Linked DNA regions of Mus musculus: region 1 is linked to region 2. The links are chromatin loops, found by intact Hi-C in ENCODE. Cell type or tissue: left cerebral cortex. All regions are shown on one strand. Each heading gives the region's core, and the rest is flanking DNA. Links, peaks and the distances in the headings are about the cores only. Region 1 has its middle 330 kb from the start of Gm15501. Region 2 has its middle 210 kb from the start of Gm15501.

Region 1 (11,935 bases), core at 1,554-9,553, 120 kb after region 2:
TGGACATTAATGAACAGCAATGGGCTGAAAGAGGAACTGAGAGGGTCCCCCAAATGGAGGAAAGCTGGCTTCACCACAAAATTTATATATCTGAAAACAAGCTAAAACAAACTTTTAAAAGAATGTTTTACGCATTGACCTGTTAATTTTCTAGACAAACTACTTTCTATGTAGCATCTGATGAGTTGGATCAGTTGCTAAATATTTGCCTATATGTCTCCAGGCCTGGAAAGAAGAAAGGAAGTATTATTTCTTATACCAGAGCAGCTATTCAGTAAAATAAATATTATATTATCATTTTGCCTTTCAATTTTATTTTTTTAGAAATACTTTTTTTTTGTTTTTTTTTTGTTTTTGTTTTTGTTTTTGTTTTTTGTTTTTCAAGACAGGGATTCTCTGTGCAGCCCTGGCTGTCCTGGAACTCACTCTGTAGTCCCAGCTGGTCTCAAACTAAAAAATCCACCTGTCTCTTCCTCCACAAGTGCTGCGATTAAAGGCGTGCGCCACCACTGCCCAGCTAGAGATACTTTTGTGGTAGTTATATTACTTTCATTATATAAATGTGCTCTCATTTATTTAACTATTTTCTTTTTTCTGTTATTGTGATGCTGTCATAAGTTGGTTATCAGATATTGTGCAATCAACTACATTACTAAATCAATTTTAGTCTGCGAGACAGGTCTCCTTTATAAATTTTAAGTTACATAAGGGACATCTATTACTTAAATATACTTGCAAGAGAAAATACAGCCTAGAATTTAGTATGAGCTAGCTCTTTGGCACTTTTATCTATAGATACATGTATCAAGTTTGCACAGCATTTGCAGAAACTCAGAGATCACTCTCTCAAAGCTTTACTCCCTAGGCCAACATGATACATAAGATTAATGTTTCAGGGTGAGAAACATTGAGGGTAGATTGAAACAGAATATATGATGGTCTGGCCAATTCCCAAATATTATTGAATATTTTATGTAGACAGGGGCTTATAAATATAACAGACATCATTTTATGAAGGTTCCGAAAGGATAAAAAGATGTAAATATTTTCTGTATTACTTTAAAAATTGTAGATATAAATTATCCCGAGCTTTTGTCCCCGCCGGCAAGAACACACTCAGGACAACTGGAATCTTCTGTGGCAAAAGGCTTTATTGCTTACTTCTCAGGAGGAAGACCCCAAACCCAGAAAATGGCGCTGCTTATATAGCCTGCAGCGTGACGTTTCAGCACCTGATGTGGCGTGACAGCTCCTGATTCGTTGCTCGCCCATCACCCCATTACTACGCCCCTAGATGGGCAGTGACTAGGCGTGAATTCACTCTTGCACTTGCGCATAAGGCTTGTTTACTAGTTAGGCGCAGTGGAAGCCAGCACCATCTTATAATGGCAATTGCTCATGGCACGGCTCTCCACAATAAATAAGGACAAAAATAAGTTTTCAGGATAAATCCGGCTTGGGAAAAAAAAAAAAAAAAAGGTCCAAATCAATCTGATGGCAGTACAAGCAAGGTTGCTTGCTAACGTCATGAGAGGTGTAGACAGAGAAAAGATTATTTCTCAGTGATAAGCACAGAGCATTAGTGCCTTCTGATCGGAAGACATCACAATCTATTTAGTTTTTATGACTAGATTAAGTTTCTGACCTTATAGCAAAGCTTCAAAGACACGTGAATAGGGAGATTAAAACATCCTAACAGAATTTAATTAAAGCTATAATGAACACCACTTTTATATTATCTGGATGATTTTCCAGTTCCATCTGTGTAATGTTGGAAAATTTCACTATAGTTCTTGCATTTTTTTTTCCTATGAGATACGTCAGTGATTTGCTCAAGGAACAAGTGAATCATTTTTTCTCCTTTAGAACCAGAGTCCCTTATCCCTGCAAGGAAACCATTGCAGTGGGCATCATTGATAGAATTATAAAGAATAAAAACCACAAGATAGTCATATTTTAAATGTAGTAAAATTTATCTGGTGGGTATCTTATAGCAGACATATGATACTCAATAATTTAGCCACCCTTAATAATCTCATAGGACATGTAATTTATGTTAATTTTATAAATGGACAGTAACCATCCCACTACTTAAGTTCACAGCTCAGCCAGTGGAAGAGCTGAGATTTGAGTGTCTTGATTCTTTTGATATTCTCTACATATGTCAGGTGTTATTTAGCTAACCTTCCTGGGTAGCATAGAAGATGACAGGTTGCTGAATGAGGATTCAGAACTCTAGAATTCTAATTTTTTTTTACTCATTAACTTTTGAAGAAATGTCCATATTAATTTTCTTATATGACAAGTATAAAAAATAAAATCAGCCTGTTTGTAGGGTTTTAGAAGTAATGCACAAGATAAAATATGTGAGACCAATATGGAATAGTTTGTTTTTGTCTGTTTTATAAATAATCAGTGTGAAGAAGGAGCCCTTTTTATTATCACATGGGAGATGTAGAAAGGACAGAAAGTAGAAATTCTACAAATTATACCATCTGAACATATGGATAGACAACAAAGCTCTTTACTTTGTTTCTCCTTCATTTAGAAGGCCACGTTTCCTGTATTTTGAAATGATGGATAAGGAATCATATTCTGCAACTAAACAAACAAGAAAATGGATGTCAGTACAGTTTATGTCTTTATAAACAGTCGCATTGCAAATGGCAGTCCAGCTCTATAAGCCCTACTTTTCTTTTTAAAACAGTTTTGAGATTATAACTCCAATATCTTCCCTTTCCTTCTGTCTCTTCAAATCCTCTTGTATAAAAATCCTCCTTTTTCAAATTTGTGGCCTCTTTTTAAAAACTAATTCTCTTTACATGTATATATGTGTATTATATAAATATATACCAAAATATAGCACATAGTATGTTTATTCTCAGCTGTGAGAATTAAATATTAAACCATTATGAAAATATTTTCAACTCCAGCTGACTTTTTTTGACAAAGGAGGATACTGTTACAAAGTAAGAACAAGCTTTTTTGTTTCCATCTGTCCATGAGACAGGCAGTAGGTGGTTACTTATGTCTTATGATTTATATAAAAGATTTATAGGTTCCCAGGAAGCTGTTCTTTGTTAATTTCCATCACTGAAACCTTGTAGGCAACTTTTAAATTCCTATTTGTTATGAATTTAATCACTTAGGATCTGGAGTGCTTGTGAATTGTTTTCTTTTTGATTAAATACAAAGCAGGTTTCCTTGAAAATTTGATCTCATTTTGTGATATTGTGGATATTGAATTAGAGGTCAATCTGCCCCAGCAGTAATCTTAAGTACTGAAGCAGAAGTTTTGCATTCCTGTAGACATTGTCTACATAGTAGTTGTTAAAATACATTCAGATGAATAAAAGCTATTTGATTATCCTTTCCCCATTGTATTTTAAAAGATGAAGAACATTTTTATAAGGTAATAATTTATTCATTCAACTAAAATCATAAATAGTGAAGTTACAAGTTGACAAAATTGCCCCATAAAAACAGGGTGGAGCATTGTAAGCCCCTTCATATTTTGATCTTAATATTATGGGACATTTAGGTAATAGTGGTATTTACTTGGCTGCATAAGCCTATAAAGGTTAAACATGACTCAAAAGCACATTATTTTCTTTATCAGGGATATGCAGCTGTATAGACAAGATAAGGAATTTCAATAGAATTAGCTGTATCCAAACTAGTAGAAGTCACTACAGATTTATATTTCTGCGAAAAAAAATAGAGGTAATATTGTTTTGCCACCAAATATATATATATATATACTTTCATCCTCTCTCTCTTTCTCTCTCTCTCTCTCTCTATCCATCATTCCAAAATATAGGAAACATGGCCTTCTAAATGAAGGAGAAACAAAGTAAAGAGCTTTGCTGTCTATCCATATGTTCAGATGGTATAATTTGTAGAATTTCTACTTTCTGTCCTTTCTACATCTACCATGTGATAATAAAAAGGGTTCCTTTTTCACACTGATTATTTATAAAACAGACAAAAACAGACTATTCCATACTGGTCTCACATATTGTATCTTGTGCATTACTTCTAAAACCCTACAAACAGGCTGATTTTATTTTTTTACTTGTCATATAAGAAAATTCATATTTAATAAATATGGATAATTCTTCAAAAGTTAATGAGTAAAAAAAATTAGAATTCTAGAGTTCTGAATCCTCATTCAGCAACCTGTCATCTTCTATGGTGCCCAGGAAGGTTAGCTAAATGACACCTGACATATGTAGAGAATATCAAAAGAATCAAGACACTCAAATCTCAGCTCTTCCACTGGCTGGGCTGTGAACTTAAGTAGTGGGATGGTTACTGTCCATTTATAAAATTAACATAAATTACCTGTCCTATGATATAGAAAAATGAAGTCCGTGGAATTCAGAGTTATATTTTGAGCAATGTAAGACAGAGAAGAGGGAACAAAATGTATCTTGTCTGAATCTTGGTGATGTGGGAGCTAAAAGTAGTATTAGAACAGACTCAAGAGGAATCTCTTAGATGCTCTGCTTTAAGCTTGCATGCCAAGATCCTCCTGGAGCTTGAGATATTACACAGCTATGTCGAGGCCAAGCCTTCACAAGGTCTCCATGGAACAACTAACATCTTGGAAGCTGGACCACAGATTTTAGAGAGTCCAGATGCTCTGCCAGTAGGAGCATATTGTAGGAGAATTCACATTTTATGTTTAATTGACACACAATGGTAGCAAATGACATAATATGCATTCTTGTGGCAAAGCCAGGCCACTGCTGATTTGAAGAAAATAGCTTGGGATCTCTACTGGCCACATGGAGTCTTTGCCCATACAAATGAGGACATTTTTTTTTGTCTCCTTCTTTTGTGCCTAATAATACCTAAGCAGGATTCTAAGCAGGGTTTATTTACTTTTGTATTGTTTCTTTCTTGAGTATGGCATGTTATGTAGCATCACAACCCCTTTTCCAGCTGCAGCGGGATCAGAGTTAATCAAGTAGACAGTTTACATGCAGACTTGTAAAATAAATTGAAGCAAGCAAGCAAACAAAAATAATGCAATACATCTATCAGGATTTGAAGACATTATTTTTCTCAAGCTTGAATGAGCTGGCACTGTGCATTTTAATAATTTCTTAGAAAAATACTAAGAACAGTGACATCAAGATATTGGCAAAATGAAAACTTATAGGAAAGATTTCCAGTATATAATTATAATTATATCTATATAAATAATTACACAACACAAACACTCATAAATATGATGCTATTATACTTAAAATGGTTACTCTCATTTAATTATGTTTATATTATACCCTATATTTGAGAGAGAATTGCTTTTCATCGTGATGCCACCTGGAATGACTTAATTGTTTTAATAGACCCAGATCATCTTGTTCTTGAGCTGGTCTTGAGCTGTGTAGTCATTTAGTTGTTTGCCATCTTTACTAATAGTAGAATATCTTTACTAATAGTAGAACAGCTTTACTAATAGTGGAAGATGCAATATGGTCCCCCATTTATATATTATATGCTATTATATGTAATATATACACATATATAACATACATACATATAGCATGCATGTATAAATTATATGATATATTATATAAATATGTATATATTATATAATATAGTATATCTATATAGTATGTATATGAATTTTTAAGGGGTAATGATGAGAAAGCTCTTTAATTTTCTAGAGTGATGACAAATTGTTCACACCTTACCTACCCCCTACCCCATGCCAAGTACCTTCTCCTTTCAATGTACCTCTCAGGAGAGCTCTTGACTTCCCTGTATCTGCACATTTGTAGTTATGAGAATCAGAGTTGAGCTTTTACAGCTGCCTGGGCTTGGCTGCTAGGATCATCTCAGACTTTTTACCATCTGCTTTGAAGCATGCCATTTGCCTTTGGATTTTCAGTGCTATTATTTCCTTGTCTTATTTGGGATGATGACTCAATTTCAGTCACTTTTGGAAATGATGGTTTTTCTCTGACTCACATTACGATTCTGTGCGTTACTATGAGCTGACATCTGCCAGGTGTCCTAAGCCTTATCTCATGCTTCAGAAGGAGGAGGAGTGGCCTTGTAGTCTCTGACTCCATCAGATGCAGTCTAGGATGCCTGCCTTCCCCCAGGGATTCCATTTTTAGGAAATTGATCCTTCCCTCAATGCCTTCCCACCAGACCTTTTTGTAGATATTTAACTGTCTAGAAAAAGGCAGCAGTTTCTGTTTTCTTTTGTCATGACTCTTGACTTCTTTCTGTAATCTTATAGAAGAATGGAAAATGAGTCAATATTGAAAGTCAGCAATACTTGGTTTATACTCTAAAATACTAAAAACTCCCTGTCATAATCATCTTTTTCATTTGTTAAGGGGGGGAAAAGAGTGTTTTCTTTTATTTTCAGAATGATTTATTTATTTGTACTTTATATGGATGGTTGTTTTGCCTGGATGTATATATGCACATGTGCATTCCTGATGTCCAGAGAGGCTTGAGACTTCCATCCCTGGACTCTGAGTTAAAGATGGTTGTAAATCTTTATATAGGTGCTGGGAAATGTATTTGGGTCCTGTGCAAGAGGGACAAGTACTCTTAACTGATGACTCATCTCTTCAGCTTCAAAAACAGTATTTTAGGCTAGGTTACCAGGAATACTCTTCCTGAATCACTATGCTCTTTGAAGAATATAATTACTAAGGTTCAAGCGTTTTGGTATCTAATATGAGCAGTTTTGTTTTAAAAATGTTTTTGTATCTCTATTTTAAACCATAGTTACTTCATCCTAGAATCTCAGAATTGGAATGACAGATAATATCATAGAGATACAAGACAAGCTCAGTGTATAAACCACATCTAACATCTGTAGCAATGCATTGCACAATATTTGATCACACTGTGAACCCTGAGATTGTCTCATTTACTGAAAAAAAACAAACAAAACCCTGTTTCTAGTTGTATAGCTCAGCCCTTGCACACACTTTTAAACAAAGAACTTTCTGTTTATTGTAAACAGAATTAAGTAAAGTCAACCATAAGTGAAGAGGTGGAGGAGGTTAACCAGTGGTCAAGGAGTAAACATAGGAAAAAAAAAAACAGAAAGAGTTAGAGGGAGTCAGGAGGAGAAATAGAGAGATGCACAGGAGGTAGAAGACAGGGACATTGAGTTTGAAGGGTTTTTGAGAGCATCCTTTTCCTTTTCGAAGATCACCTGAGTGCTTTCCATGCTTCTCTGAGCTAGCAGGCTTTCAGACCAGCGTCTGGCCCCTGAGTCTTAATTGGTAAAATTGAATGTTTAAGACTTTATTATAAACAACAACAAAAGAAAACAACAGCAAAACAAGCAAGTGTCTATCAGCCATATTTAAAAACTCCTGTTAATAAACATTTCTTTAAATGAATCTTTTCCATTATTTAGAAAATTTGACAATTTGTAAAGGTTTTCAAATAAAATCAAACAGTATTTTTCTTATTTTTAGCTTAGGACGCATTTATCAATGTATTTCTCATTATTTTCTTTCCTATATATACATCATATGAGCCTTGATCACAAATTGGGTTCACTGCAGCAATCACACTTGGTCATCTGTTAAATATTCCAGTTTCATTATTATAAAGGGAGTGTGAACCTTGAACAGTCCTTTCTTCTTCCACAGTGAATAAATGACCTGTAGGAAAAGGTTGAAAAGAACATTTTTAGTATGAGGTGAGACAGGTGCTTAAGCTACAGCAGTGCCCTCTGTTCTTAACTCCTCATTCTCTATATAATCTATCTATCTATCTATCTATCTATCTATCTATCTATCTATCTATCTATCTATCTATCTATCTATCTATCCATCCATCCATCCATCCATCCATCCATCCATCCATCCATCCATCCATCCATCTATCTATCTATCTATCTATCTATCTATCTATCTATCTATCTATCTATCTATCTATCTATCAAGACATGAGCTCTAAACCACCCCTATCATTCTTATCACCCTCCTTTATATGTTTAGAGCATTCCAGGCATGCAGCTGTACAGTCAGGGAATCAAAGCTTCTGGGTCCAGACTGGACAGAAGTTTCTAGAAGCACATAAGTGTAGGGTCTAAAGAAATATCAGAATTGGGCCTGCAGAATGGCTCATTCAGTAATATGCTTATTGTGTAAGTGTGAGTACCTGAGTTCAATCCCCCAAACCCTGTAAAATAAATAAACAAAGCCAGTTATGGTGGTGAGACTTGAAAGGCCCAGTGCTAGAGAAGCAGAGGGGTGCAGATCCCTAGTGCTCTCTGGACAACCTGTCTAGCCTATTTGGTAAGTCCCAGGCAAAGGAGAGAGCCCCACAGACACACACAAAATAGAAGTATAGTAGGCAATGTGTGTAAGGGTAATGACAGAAACCTTTGGCAGTGGTAGTAAGGAAGGAAATTAAATTAATTTTTTTTTAAATTTCCCTTTCTTTGAGAGCATTCTTCTTTTTTTTTAAAGCTCCTTCCCCTTTTTAAGGGAGAGAAGAATCAAGACTGAAGATTTATAATCAATCTTCAAAAACCTTGGCCATTATAAATAATATTTTGATGTGGAACAAAATATGAGAGAGCAAAAGAACTTTTTCATTTTAAAATATTATTTAATTTTTTTTTTGCTTTTTTTCTCCCAACTTGAAGTTCCATGGGCCCCATTTCTTTCATAAATAGTTCTCTCTCTAGAGTTGGAAATGTCTCCACTGCTAATAAACTACTCCAGGTGGACAGAATGCCATGTGTCTTCAAAAGAGCAGTAGAGGCTTCAGTGTAAAGGATGAAAGGAAATATTTGCAGGGTAAAAGGTTGATCCAGTAAATAAACATGACTGGCATTAAGTATTTAATATAGTGGTTGCCTCCGTGGAGCCAGTACATCAAATGCACAGTGGTATGGCATCCATTCGGGTTTTACGGTAAAGCTGACAAGCCCAGCCAGGCCGTGTGGCATTAAATTGTAAGTGACAAGTTCTGATAGGCTTGTCAGCCTGAAAAGGTTTTCTTTAAAGCAAGCAGAAAATGCTGCAGGTCCTTTTATTAATAAGGCAGCACTCAAAGAGAAGAGGAAAGAGCCTGTTATATAGGCAGAGGTTCTCGAACCTGCCAGATCTGAACATGAATTGCTGACTTTCATAGTAACTGATATGTAATCTTTGGAAAAAAAATCACTCCATCTTTCTGAACCTGTTTATTGATGAGGAGACTGTCAAGAAGCCACAGATGAGAGTTGTTGAAGGTAAAGTAATGAGGTAATAATTTCTGGGTTTTATTTAGGTTATTTTCGAAGGTTATTTAGGTTACTAGTCTCAGGTCAAGCTACTACATGAGATTTCAGGGGTAGTATTAATCCAAGTGAGAACTTAGATATTCTCTCTTTTCTTCTTTTAAGCATTCACCTTGATGGCCATTTTATTTTCAGAATCCAATGCTTTAATTCAGCTGAAAAGAGAAAAGCTAGCCAATGGTTTAGTTTTGGTTTCTAGGAACTATGATAGAACTCGAGGAGTGGGTCTGTTGGAAAATGGTTTACCATCCATGAAAGAGTAAGTGAAGCAGAACTTGGAAGACTAAAGGTAGATTTCAATGCATTGTGATACAGGGCTTAGAAGACCTCATGAGGAATAGTGAACCACGGATGGCACTTCCAAGTATCTCTCAGGGAAGCAAGGGGGCTCAGTCTCTGTCATACACATTAGCCACATGATGGCTGCCTCTGTGGATGGAATTCTAGGCTAAGTCCTTCAGGACAGGTGAACTTTCCATGAGGCATGAGCAGATAACAACCTTCACAGGTACAGGACTAGCTTCTTGGTTTGACATAACCTATGCCTAGCCCTGACTGGATATCTTACTTCATGTATTTATGCCACTCAAAACACATTTCCTTGGATTCTGTTTTCTACTTCCTGAGGATACCTGCCAGAGCTAGGTTGTTATGTTGGTATAGAATCAATAATATACATTCTATAAAGCTGGATCCTGGTGTCCTCTGGTGCCATAAGTAGAAATACTAACATCTACGTTTTTTTCATGTTCATTAATTTTTCTTGTTTTGTTTTGTATCTGTTTGTTTGTTTTTTAGAAAATAGCTGTACCAGTTTGGTTTCCTGCTGCTGTAATAAAACACCATCATCAAGATAACTTATAGAAGGAGTTCATTTTACCTCATTTCCAGAGAGAGATGGCGGGGGTTGCGGGGTGGAGAGGGGGACATAATGACAGGGGGAGGTGTGACAGCAGGTGGCAGTAGCAGTTTGCTGAGAATGTAAGAGTGCAAACATTAGGTAAGGCTCTGAATTAAAAAAGAACCTCTTCCACCAACAACATGCTTCCTCCAGAAAGGCTGTGTTTGCTAAAGGTTTCAGAACCTCAGCAAATAGCATCACCAACAGCAGAGCACATGTCCACATAAACAAGCTGGGGGGGGGGGGCATTGGCTCATTCAGGTAGCAATAGCAAAAGGAAAATACATTTTATTGTTTCAATACATATAGCATTTCCTACTATGCTTAGAATCAACCACACTAGATTTAGGGGTGATTATGGGTCAGATAATAGTGATAAGACAGAATAGATTCTTGAAGACACAAGCGTACTCCTAAAATTTGATTTCTTTTTTATTTTTACTTCTTCCAAGTTAAGATGGTGTCCTTAGTTGGATCTTGTTGTTGAGGTCATACGCTGACAACTGTATGATAAGTGAATGATAAAGCCTCTCCTTTAAGTGAGTATTACATAGTGTATAGTAGGAATAAGTTAAGGAGAACAATCATGATGCTTGTCATACTATGTCATACTTGTTTATGTGAACATGTGTTCTGTTGTTGGTGATGCTATTTGCTGAGGTTCTGAAACCTTTAGCAGACAGACTTTGATTTTTTCCAATTTTTTATTAGGTATTTTCTTCATTTATATTTCAAATGCTATCCAGAAAGTCTCCTATATCTTCCCACCCCTGCTCCCCTACCCACCCACCCACTTCCACTTCTTGGCCCTGGTGTTCCCCTGTACTGGGGCATATAAAGTTTGAAAGACCAAGGGGCCTCTCTTCCCAATGATGGCCAACTAGGCAATCTTCTGCTACATATGCAGCTAGAGACACCAGAGCTCTGGGGCGGGTGGGTGGGGGGTACTGATTAGTTCATATTGTTGTTCCACCTATAGGGTTGCAGACACCTTCAGATCCTTGGGTACTTTCTCTAGCTCCTCCATTGGGGGCCCTGTGTTCCATCAAATAGCTGACTGTGAGCATCAACTTCTGTATTTGCCAGGCACTGTCATAGCCACACAGGAGACAGCTATATCAGGGTCCTTTCAGCAAAAATCTTGCTGGCATATTCAATAGTGTCTGCATATGGTGGCTGATTATGGGATGGATCCTTGGGTGGGGCAGTCTCTGGATGGTCCATCCTTTTGTCTCAGCTCCTAGGAATTTCATAAATTGATGGTTTTTAATAGCTGAGTAGTACTCCATTGTGTAAATGTATCACATTTTTTGTGCCCATTCCTCTGTTGAGGGACATCTGGGTTCTTTCCAGCTTCTGGCTATTTTAAATAAAGCTGCTATGAACATAGTGGAGCATGTGTTCTTATTACCAGTTGGAACATTTTCTGGATATATGCCCAGGAGAGGTATTGGTGGATCCTCTGGTAACACTATGTCCAATTTTCTGAGGAACCACCAGACTAATTTCCAGAGTGGCTGTACAAGCTTGCAATCCCACCAACAATAGAAGAGTGTTCCTCTTTCTCCACATCATCGCCAGCATCTGCTGTCACAGGAAATTTTGATCTTAGCCATTCTGTCTGGTGTGAGGTGGAATCTAAGGATTGTTTTGATTTGCATTTCCCTTATGATTAAAGATGTTGAAGATTTTTTCAGGTGCTTCTCAGCCATTCGGTATTCCTCAGCTGAGAATTCTTTGTTTAGCTCTGT
Region 2 (11,935 bases), core at 2,087-10,086:
GAAATCCCCTTACTAAGTCAGGGCTGTATAGAAAGGCTAGGAAACCATGCCATTTGAAGCAAGCAGCCTTTTATGGCTTGTGTTTTGCATTTCTGCCCTGAACATTGTCAATGGCAGATTTTAATCTGTAAATGAAATAAACCCTTTTCTTTGTTAAGTTGCTTTCTATTGTTAAGGTAGATAATCACAGCATTAGAAAGGAAACTAGATTCATAGGGCTTTGTATGAAATGGACTATGAAAACTTTCAAGCCTTTAGAATCTAGAGATGAATTAAAAACTACTGAATTCTATTTTTCTATAAAAATAAAACCCAAGTATGTGTTCAGCAAATGGCATGTTGCTACCACATTCTGGTCTTACTTTTCTTGTCTTGCTTTCTTTTTCTGCTTTCTTGAGATGTTCTTTCTAAAAAGATCTTTTATGGTTATAAAGACAACTTCTGATTCATTGCAAGATTGATATTTTCAATTTCTAGGGCTGGCGAGGGTAGATCAAGCTTTAAAATAGAAACTGAAGCTACTCATTCTTTTTATGGATAATTAATTCACTCTTACAAAATAGGATTTATGCAAAGTGAGGAATCTAATTCAGGGTGTAGATTCATTTTTTTTCAATGGATCAAGATAAAATTTTCTCTCTTTTTACTTACAGATTTGAAAGTAGTCCAATTAAGATTTAAACCCTGTAGTATATCAGGACAAAGGATAACTGGAGGATCCAAGTTTCAGTGGCACACATGTTTCTGTAGCATTTATTCTTTTTCTGAGGTTGTTCTACTGAGGCATTGTCAACTGTATTATTAAGGGCCCAAGGAAGTATTTGGCTCTACACATCTTATCGACAGTAGAGAAAGCCAAACTTTTAAAACATAATTCTCACAAAAGATTTGCTTCAAATTTAGAAGGGACTTCATGTTCCTGGTCTTTTTATAAGTGTCACTCACATTGGGACCAGGTTATTGTCATCTGTTCAGGGAACATGATATTGAACTAAATGGGCTGGACCTATACTATTCAATTTCTGAATTTCTGGTGTAAGTCACACCTAGGCCATGTCCTGTCATTTCAGAATCTTAGAACGTTTGAGACCCACACAATTTATTCAGCTTTTCTTGCTTTCATCTTTAAAATGGGCTAATGATGGTACTTAAAGCATAATTGCCATGGAGAACATGTTCATGTAGACCTAGAAAACTTCAAGGTTATGTCTTCACATTTCAGTAGTAAAACGATTAATGTATCCTTCAAATTTTAGAACAATTATTCAGATATTTGTCTATTCGTCCATATGAAATCAGACACAGGGCTGTTTTGATTTCTCCAACATTCAGTAAACACCGACTGGCTAGTGTTCTAGTGTACCTGCAGGTGGACAATCCTCACTGCTTCTTTTGTGGCTGACTAGTCATCCATAGCCATGGTGGCAAGATCAGAGTTAGGCTTTCCTCTCACTGAAATTTCCTTATTTAAAACCATCAATTCAAACTTCCCATTTTCTCTACATTTTTTTTCTACATTCCCATTACCACTATTTTATTTTAATGTGCCTGTCCATGTGTACACATGCACAAGCACACATGCTAGGCCAAATCTTGTGTGTAATTCTCAAAAACACCATCTGTTTACTGCATTTGAGACAAAGTCTCTCACTGGCCCGTAGCTCTAGTTGGGTGAGGCTCATGCATCCTCCTGTCTCCACCTCTGTATCACTATCACTGGGATTGTTTTTTTTTTTTTTAAGGCTTAATTTTTTTTATTCTTTTTTTTAACTAGGTATTTTCTTCATTTACATTTCCAATGCTACTCCAAAAGTCCCCATTAATAGTCTCCCAACCAAAAAAAGCCCAGGACCAGATGGGTTTAGTGCAGAGTTCTATCAGACCTTCAAAGAAGATCTAATTCCAGTTCTTCACAAACTATTCCACAAAATAGAAGCAGAAGGTACCCTACCCAATTCATTCTATGAGGCCACAATTACTCTGATACCTAAACCACAGAAAGACCCAAAAAGATAGAGAACTTCAGACCAATTTCCTTTATGAATATCGATGCAAAAATACTCAATAAAATTCTCACTAACCGAATCCAAGAACACATCAAAACAATCATCCATCCTGACCAAGTAGGTTTCATTCCAGGGATGCAGGGATGGTTTAATATATGGAAATCCATCAACGTAATCCAGTATATAAACAAACTCAAAGACAAAAACCACATGATCACCTCCTTAGATGCTGAGAAAGCATTTGAAAAAATCCAACACCCATTCATGATAAAAGTCTTGGAAAGATCAGGAATTCAAGGCCCATACATAAACATGATAAAAGCAGTCTAAAGCAAATCAGTAGCCAACATCAAAGTAAATGGTGTGAAGCTGGAAGCAATCTCACTAAAATCAGGGACTAGACAAGGCTGTCCACTCTTGCCCTACCTATTCAACATAGTATTTGAAGTCCTAGCCAGAGCAATTCAACAACAAAAGGAGAACAAGGGGATACAAATTGGAAACGAAGAAGTCAAAATGTCACTATTTGCAGACGATATGATAGTATATATAAGTGACCCTAAAAACTCCACCAGAGAACTCCTAAACCTGAGAATTAGCTTCAGTGAAGTAGCTGGATATACAATTAACTCAAACAAGTCAATGGCCTTTCTCTACACAAAGAATAAACAGGCTGAGAAAGAAATTAGGGAAACAACACCCTTCACAATAGTCACAAATAATATAAAATACCTTGGAATGATTATAACTAAGGAAGTGAAAGGTCTATATGATAAGAACTTCAAGTCTCTCAAGAAAGAATTTAAAGATCACTGGGATTGTAACTGTGGTCATTACATCTGGCATCTGGGGGTCAAACCCAGGCCCTCGTGCTTATGAGTCTGCATTTTACTGACTAAGTCATCTCTACAGCATATCGGTGACTATTCTTCTAACCTAAAAGATATCTCAAATTTATTGTCCCTTCTGCCTTCATAAGACCATAAAGTCTTTTATTTATTTTCCTTATTGCAGTAATTACATGATGTCATTATTTTCATAATACTTTTGAGAATGTCCTACATTTCCTTGCTCTGCTCTATTTTATGACAACCCTGTGACATTAACCCTTAGTGACCCGAGTAAAAACAGCTGATTGTTTTTCCCACACCTACTTCTGAGCAGCTAATACTGCTATAACAATTCTCACTTGGACAGGCTTATTTCTCCATGAAGTTTGATTCAGTAATCTTACCAAAAGTTCTTGACAGTTTTTTGGATAATCATATAATTATTTCTGGTTTACCTACTCTTCTGTCGTCCATAACATATGTTTTAAATGCTATTTTCTTGCCTCAATTTTATGAATATGGTATTTATGAGTACATTCCAGATTACCTTACCTCCCTTTTATGATGGAAATAAATAACTAGAAAGAAACTGTCTTGTCTGCCAATATCAAGTATAGATATTTCAATATATATATAGTTATATACCACATTCTTTTTACTTAATTTTCCAATAGAAAGACTAAGGGTACTTAGTGACTAAGCAAATCTCTATATCCCAGCTTTGTGCTTTTTCTCTGAGAAGCCTTATTATTACATTTCTTTTTTAAAAATATTTTAAATTAGGTATTTATTTCATTTACATTTCCAATTCTATCCCAAAAGTCCCTCACAGGCTCCCCCACCCACTCCCCCACCCACCCACTCCCACTTCTTGGCCCTGGCGTTGCCCTGTACTGAGGCAGATAAAGTTTGCACGACCAATGGGCCTCTCTTTCCAGTGATGGCCGACTAGGCCATCTTCTGATACATATGCAGCTAGAGACACGAGCTCTGGGGGGTACTGGTTAGTTCATAATGTTGTTCCACCTACAGGGTTGCAGTTCCCTTTAGCTCCTTGGGTACTTTCTCTAGCTCCGACATTGGGGGCCCTGTGATCCATCCAATAGCTGACTGTGAGCATCCACTTCAGTGTTTGCTATGCCCTGGCATAGTCTCACAAGAGACAGCTATATCTGGGTCCTTTCAGCAAAATCTTGCTAGTGTATGCAATGGTGTCAGCGTTTGGAAGCTGATTATGGGATGGGTCCCTGGATTTTGTGTACTCTACTTCATCTTCTGAAGTAGACTGAACCTGCTTTATTTTCCCATTAGAAATAATAATGATAACATTTATTTCTTTTACTTTATAACAGAGAGTTTCTTAAGTAATTTACATACGTGACCCACTGCATTCAGACCTTTTTTTAGACTATTACTGTTATCTCAATTTTAGGGATAAATGTTGAAGTTTATGGCAGTTTATTGCTTTGTTCATGTTCACATAGCTGCTAGTCTCTCTTGGGCCAAGAATTTGAGCAGAAGTAGTGGTCTTAACTGTGCGGACAAGTGTGTTGGCACTCATGGGAGACCTGCTCTGTCCTGGTGGTATTTGGGTATGGAGTGCTGTGGCACAGGATCAGCTCCCGATGCAGACCTATCATTGATATTTTAGTATTCATCAGTTTTGCCCCATCTTTTTAATCCATTTCCTTGGAGAACTTCCTCCACCTTCTCTCCCTCACTTCTCTTTCACTATTTTTTTAAAATTTCCCTTATGAACTTCCTTTTATTTTTCATTCTTCCTTCTCCTACTCTATATTTGCAGTCTCTGTTTTCTTTCTTCTCCACCATCTCACTGAACCCACCTAGGTTTAGTTCTGGCTTTATTTAAACCAAACATACTTTACTCAGCACACATCTCACCAAACAGATATTGTTCAATTTTCATTTCAACTTTTACAAAGTTTTCCCAAGTATTACATGGTTATCTAAGTTATGTCATTAGACAATCATGTAGTTTTCCTATCTATCTATTAGTCTTGAGTCCCTTCAATAACAGATAAACCTCCTAGCAGAGGTCACTCTCTGAAACTGAAGAGCTCTGTCTTTGATGACTGCTGAACAGGGAGGGCCTTGCATTATGTTGGAAAAAGACTGCTGTTTCTAAGTTAAAGCATCTGGGATGGTGGAACGAGACAGAGAAATGCTCAAAAATCTCCACTGGGATCTCTGAGAACACTATGTGCCTAAAACCTCAACCCCATGGTACTCCAACCCCCTTGTGGCTTGGCTTCTTCCTCTTCTTGGCCCAGTACTGGCCATTGGAGTCCTGTTCTACCCGACACTCTGCCTCATCCATTTTCTTTTAAATGGCAGATAAACACTAATTGGATTCTAGTTCAATACCAAACCATTCCCAATAGAGGGTGAAGACTACTATGACAGCTCTCCATTATCAATAAAAAAACCAGAGATGTGGGAAAACTGTTATTTAAGGTCACTGTCTAATATGTCCCAATAACTCTTCAGAGCTTAGCACAAAATGGAGGACTCCTTCTTCCACAGGGCTTCCTCTTCTCTTCCTGACTTTATCTGGGGAGAGTGACCCCCACACTCTCTACCTGAGAAAGGTCACATTATCCTTGACAAACCTACAAGTTCAGCTTCCTCTTTCCACATATGAACCTGCCCTGCAAGTACCTGGAATTCTTGAAATTCCTCTCCATTCAAAGGAGGCATTTCCAGTACTTTAATCTTCAGCCAGTGATTTACATTCCCCCTGAAATCTTCTTCCCACTCTCCAAGGTTCATATATAGCCTTTAGCTACCCCAAATAAAGTATATGTGGATAAGCTGTTTTAGTGAAAGTCATTGGAGGCCTTTGTTTAAAAGTGCTGTAACACTGAAATCCTCAGAGAAGGCCTCTCTCCCATCCCTTCCTCCCACCCCCACCCTACTTCAGACTCGCAGCCAGACCTATTCTGGGCTCTGCTTAATCCTTCCAGCCTGGTGTGCAGCAGTGTCTAGGCATCCAGGGTATTTGTTTTAGTTAGGATTTAACTGTTGGGAACAGACATCATAACCAAGGTAATTCTCATAAGGACAACATTTAAGTGGGGCTGGCTTACAAATGTAGAGGCTCAGTCCATTATCACCAATCTGTGAGCATGGCAGCATCTAGGTAGGCATGGTGCAGGAGGAACTGAGAGCTCTACATCTTCATCTGAAGGCTGTTAAGAGAAGACTGGTTTTCAGGAAGCTAGGATGAGGGTCTTAAAATCCATGTTCACAGTGACCCATTTCCTCCAACAAGGCCACACCTCCAAATAGTGCCACTCCCTGGGCCAAACATATTCAAACTACCACAGTATTTGACAGGAACACTAGTAAGGAAATGGAAGACTGGCAAAGTTAGTTAGAAGAGCTTATTAGAAGGGCTTGAAATATTGCCTTAGTCTCTTGACCAGCTGTTGATTTTTAGCTGCCTACTCCCCCTCCCTCTCTCTTTCTCTCTGTCTGTCTTTCTTCTTCTCTTGCTTTTGAAAGACCCACAATGTGAGGACTCCACCACGTTCTGACTCAGGAGAGGCGACACCCCAAATCACTCACAAGAAACGGTCTTGCTGCAAACTGCAAGAGGATTTTGATTCAAGAGCACTCTTGGGCCCACAGTCATACATCACACAGGGGTAGAGGACCATGGCACCCCGAGTAGCTGGGTAAGGGGGTATTTAAAGGAAGAAACCACAACTCAAGGAAGTGGGGAGGGCATTGTTGGAAAATACCAAAGATACCAGTTAAGAGTCCCAAGGAAGTGCAAAGTCACAAGAGTCACAAGGAATACCTGGTAATTGTTCCGGTTATCTCTCAAGACAGTTGCTAAGAGCCCCTAACAGCACAGTTTTTGAATGAACACTCTTTGAACCCAGGAAGCAGGTGGGTGGAGGAATGTCACTATTGGTTTTATGATTAGCATACTTTAGAGCATTAAGTCACAGAGGTCACATTCCCAAGCCTGGGCCTAAAGGCCTAGAGTTTTGTTTTTACGTTTTACTTTCACTTTCTCTCTTTTTATATATAATATGTCTCTATAAGAGCTATAATATTATATATATTAGAGATACACATAATATAAGTATGTCTATATGCATACGTAAGGACATATATAATACAGCCTGGACGGAATTTCTGTGTATGATTAAAGATGGAATGTCAGATGCTTCCTTTTGACATACTTATTGGCTATATTTAAAATGTTAAGACAAGGCTCAATAAGTTATGATTTCAGATTGATCAACTTCCTTAATCTGATTGATAATGAATGTCTTACTAAAGTTGGAATATATTAAACTTTCCTATACATGTACAAATATATAACTACATCTTGCTAAGTCAGTTTTTCTTTATGGGTATATGGTTTTATGGCTTATAGTGAGAATGGCCTACTTTTCACATATGCACACAATGAAATATGATTATATGTACCTCCCAATTTTTACTTCCAACTCCCATTATGTTCTCTTTTGTAAATGTCCCCAACTTCATATCCTTTTTCTTTATTTTCCCCTGAGTCTACAGCCTTAGTATATTTGTAAAGGCCTAGGACAATCCACTGAAGCACTGTAATTGAAAAATTAGAATAAATAAACTGTATGAGGTGATCTCAGTTAAAGCATTTTGAGAACTGCTGGTGTAAGCTTATATATTCAGTTCATACACCCATCACAAGGAAAGATGAGATGTTTCTGCTTTTTATGTATTTATCTACATTTTACTTATTCAGTTTTTATTTTCAGAAAGTAGTGTGAAATAAGAAAGAAAACTCTGTGAATTTAGCTTAAGAAGTATCTCAGAATACACTGAGTGCTAATTTTTATGCCAGAGGCAGTTCTATATTGAGAAAATTTATCATATTTTCATTTGGATGAACTTATTATGTTTCCTTTCCTAGCACTCACACTCTCTGAGGCATAATGACTTGTAGACAGGAAAAGTTCACCCATGTTTGTTGAATATGCCTTAAATATAATTTGTTTTACCAGGTATGTTTATTGCATACTAACTCCAGTTGCTCCATTTTCTATTTAATAAGGCATGTTTCAAAATCACCAAGTCATGGCCTAGCCAGACTCAGCTTCTGTCCAGCATAATAGATTCACTATCTCTGTGAAGAGTTGATATTCTTGGATTAAACTGTTCAGTGCTTCTATTATTATGGGGATTATAGACTTCAAGGAATCCATGAGGGCAGACTGGAGAGTGAGGGTAGCTTATGCAAAATTGAAACTGAAGAAGAACAGAGGTAAACACTACATTATATTCAGAAGGGATCCCTGATGGTAGGGCTGCAGGATGATGTATAAAGGTATCTTCAGGCAAGAAGGGATAGCACTTAAGAGGCCTTAAAACTTAAAATGCCCTTTCTTAAAAGAGTCTTTGATTTTCTTGAAAAAATTAATATGGTCTCATTTCCTATTGTATCTTAGAAGGCAGAATAAAAGAACTGTTATATGATGAGTCTTGAATAGGCACAGAAGGATGCCAAACAGTCGTAGACATGAGAGGTAGAGGCTATAGCAACAGCCACAATGGCAAATCCACACTCCAGAGCCCATGGGAGACTCAGGCAATGGCTGCAGGATCACTTCTTCTTCTTCTTCTTCTTCTTCTTCTTCTTCTTCTTCTTCTTCTTCTTCTTCTTCTTCTTCTTCTTCTTCTTCTTCTTCTTCCTCCTCCTCTTCCTCTTCTTCTTTCTTCTTCTTCTTCTTCTTCTTCTTCTTCTTCTTCTTCTTCTTCTTCTTCTTCTTCTTCTTCTTCTTCTTCTTCTTCTTCTTCTACTTCTTCTTCTTCTTCTTCTTCTTCTACTTCTTCTTCTTCTTCTTTTTCCCAAGACAGGGTTTCTCTGTATAACCCTGGCTGTTCTGGAACTCACTCTGTACACCAGGCTGGCCTCAAACTCAGAAATCTGCCTGCCTCTGTCTCCCAAGTGCTGGAATTAAAGGTGTGTGCCAAGGATCACTTCTTTTTTTATTTTTTATTTTATTTTATTTTATTTTATTTTATTTTATTTTATTTTATTTTTTTTTACACCCCAGTATATAATATTTGAATTTAATTTATTAGGAGAATTGATTTTTATTTTTATTTATTTATTTATTTTAATTAGGTATTTTTCTCATTTACATTTCCAATGCTATCCCAAAAGTCCCCCATATCCACCCCCCCAATCCCCTACCCACCCACTCCCCCTTTTTGGCCCTGGCGTTTCCCTGTACTGGGGCATATAAAGTTTGCAAGTCCAAAGGGCCTCTCTTTCCAGTGATGGCTGACTAGGCCATCTTTTGATACATATGCAGCTAGAGACAAAAGCTCTGGGGTACTGGTTAGTTCATATTGTTGTTCCACCTATAGGGTTGCAGTTCCCTTTAGCTCCTTGGGTACTTTCTCTAGCTCCTCCATTGGGGGCCGTGTGACCCATCCAATAGGATCACTTCTTAAGACATCACAAGATCTTATCCATCTTCTAAGGAGAGGAAATGAGTTACATGGTCCCACAGAATTATGTTCATTGGTGGGATGAAAATTTTCGGTTTAGTCACATGGTTAGGCAGACTTCTTTCCTTCTGCAGGCCGTGGGCTAGAGAAGCAGCTTTGCAAATGGAACACAAGCTATCCTAAAGTAATCCATCAGTTCTAGAGGCTGACTTGCAGGAGGGATTTGTTTAACTGTAGGAAGTTGGCAGGTCAGATGAGGAGCATGTGAACAGTAGGGTGGCAGATTCCACATTTACTATTCCACACAAGTGTTTGTAAAAGTTGCTGTTCCAGCTGACAAAGCAGCACCTTCACAATAGATGCCTGCTTTGATGCTGTAGAGGAAACACCATGCTCTGGAAGTAAACTACATTTTATATTAATTGGATGATATATTAATCTTTTCCACCACTGAGGTACTAGACTGGTAAATGCTAATACAGCCTTACCACTTCTTCAATGTGTGTGGGCTTAGTATTCAGAAATTGTCTACTTATAAGTTGCTGCAGTTTTGTAAAATAACATCTTTGGTACTGTATTTAGTTACAAGAATTTAAATAGATTGAAGATTAAAATTCTTCAGGTCACTGAATTTCCCTACTTTCAAGATTTAATACAGGTTATATTATAAAGGTTATCAATGGATATGACATCTTTCTAAACATTTTTAGGGAAATAACTAACAAAAAAACCAAACTAACAGGTGGAATCTGTGCTTTTCACAGATTCTAGTTGTGTGAAAAGCAAAAGTTTGCAAAGTATCTCTGAGCCTCAGTTCAATCATCTATCAAACAAATACTGATTCTATTTTTTCAGGGGTTGGGAGAGAGAGAGAGAGAGAGAGAGAGAGAGAGAGAGAGAGAGAGAGAGAGAGAGAGAGAGAGAGATGCAGTCTATAGGATGTAGTTTAACAAGTAGTATATTCCAGGTAAAGTTAGACTTTGCAAATTAGGTGAGTTTCTGGAAGCCTTAAGGGTATTACTTTTAGAATATATGAGCCCAGAGATTCAGATTCACTATCAACACAGCATGCGTTCTTTCCTTGGGAGATTTGAGTCTGAATGAGTTGATGCTAAAATATTAGTTTAGGGAATTCATGCAGTACATTATGTCTTGGCTTGTAAGTCATGGTAGGGTTTGTCTTGCCAATTATACTGGTTCCCATTTCTCCTTACTCAGTGACAAGATCACATCCCCATGTTTCACTGAATATGCTATACCATAGATAGTAATGCATACATTATAGGAATAATTAGTTAAGAAAAAGTATAGTTGTAATCACACATTTTCTGCTACCTAGTAAGTGATGATTATCAAGTGGCCATTTTATAGGCATAGAAATAATAGTTTTGTTGCAGTTGCAGCAAAGATGTAAAGCAGCAGTCATGGATAAAGTGATAGTTATAGCAGTAGCCTTTTTCCCCCCTGAATTCTTTATTTCTAGCAAACCTATTACCACTGTATTGGTATGAAAAGTTATCATTTCTTATTCAGAATTTTGTTTTCACCCTTTCACTTCATTCCAGAGCCTTACCAACGAAACACTACCCCAAAGGCCAAACTCTATCCCACATAACTTTCCTTAAATTGACCCCAGTGGCTGTCTTTTCCTCAGAGGAATCTAGGTACACACCATTCTACACTAAGCCTTCCTTCATAAAGCCACTGCCTGACATCATAGGTAGCCTTCTGAATGATTTCATTTTCACAAATTTCTATGTAAAGACACATACATATTTGCATATAAATATTTACATATGTAACTTATCAATGTTAAGCATCTTGGACCCTATATTTTAGGGGAGGCATAAGACAGAAATGTGGTTACTTTTTCAATTCCCCTCCTTTTCCTAACTCACTTAGACTGGAGGACTCCCTGTCTCAGAGAGCTTGATGTTTTTAATTTGAAAGCCCTATTGTCATTTCTGCCACCCCAGAAGGAAGCATTAAGAAGAGGTCAGTGGCAAATTACTGAGCCTAGATGAACAATTTGCTCTTAATTAAAAAGTCTGATGAGACTCTCTCTGGGAAATGAACTCATTGAAATGGGACATAATTTAAGCTCATCCACTCAGGACATTTTCTCTCTATTTTTCTTCACCCAGAACATGAAATTTTTATTTAGTCTCATGATATAAATTGATTTTGACAGGAGCAAATTTTTTTTTCATTCAAACCATAAAATTATTATGTTGTCTGAGTTAACATTGTGTTTTCTCCACAGAAAAATAATGAGTACCACTCTCCCTAGGGTGAATGTCTGTCAGCAAAGGAGAATGCAACAAAATTATTCTTGCTGTGGTCTCAGGATGGCAAGGATACTTTCTATTTCTGAATACATAGAACTCTTAATTCAGAAGGCCATACATAGAGCCCAATCCTAGCTCTGTCATTTAACAGCTGAGTAACTTTGGGCAAATACCTGGTTTCCTCATCTGCTAAATAACATGGTGTCCTCATTTGTTAAAAAAAAAATCACTGGCTCAGATTAATAGCTCTCCTAAGAATGAAATAACTTAGTTTCCAATGGGTAACATGTAAACATAATACAATGGAAGTGTCAATTTTAACACTATCTGACTTGAC

The links. A loop is a pair of places that touch in the nucleus more often than their neighbours do. Peaks named below come from ENCODE experiments on the same cell type or tissue, not always from the same donor. Only the 100,000 strongest peaks of a DNase experiment are listed, where the experiment ranks them.
Region 1: a loop joins it to region 2, with 7 times the contacts of the local background. A loop is called at or near these places in 2 of 42 quality-filtered maps.

Annotation. Positions count from the first base shown.
Region 1 is chr7:93,504,842-93,516,776 of GRCm38, forward strand. No RefSeq gene overlaps it. Among named protein-coding and RNA genes, the nearest start is that of Gm15501, 330 kb to the left of the region's middle. In left cerebral cortex, for the core only: no CTCF peak of the experiment used is centred there; DNase peaks (open chromatin) are centred at 4,578, 5,942 and 6,576; H3K27ac peaks cover 232 bases.
Region 2 is chr7:93,383,646-93,395,580 of GRCm38, forward strand. No RefSeq gene overlaps it. Among named protein-coding and RNA genes, the nearest start is that of Gm15501, 210 kb to the left of the region's middle. In left cerebral cortex, for the core only: no CTCF peak of the experiment used is centred there; DNase peaks (open chromatin) are centred at 5,595, 5,900 and 7,688.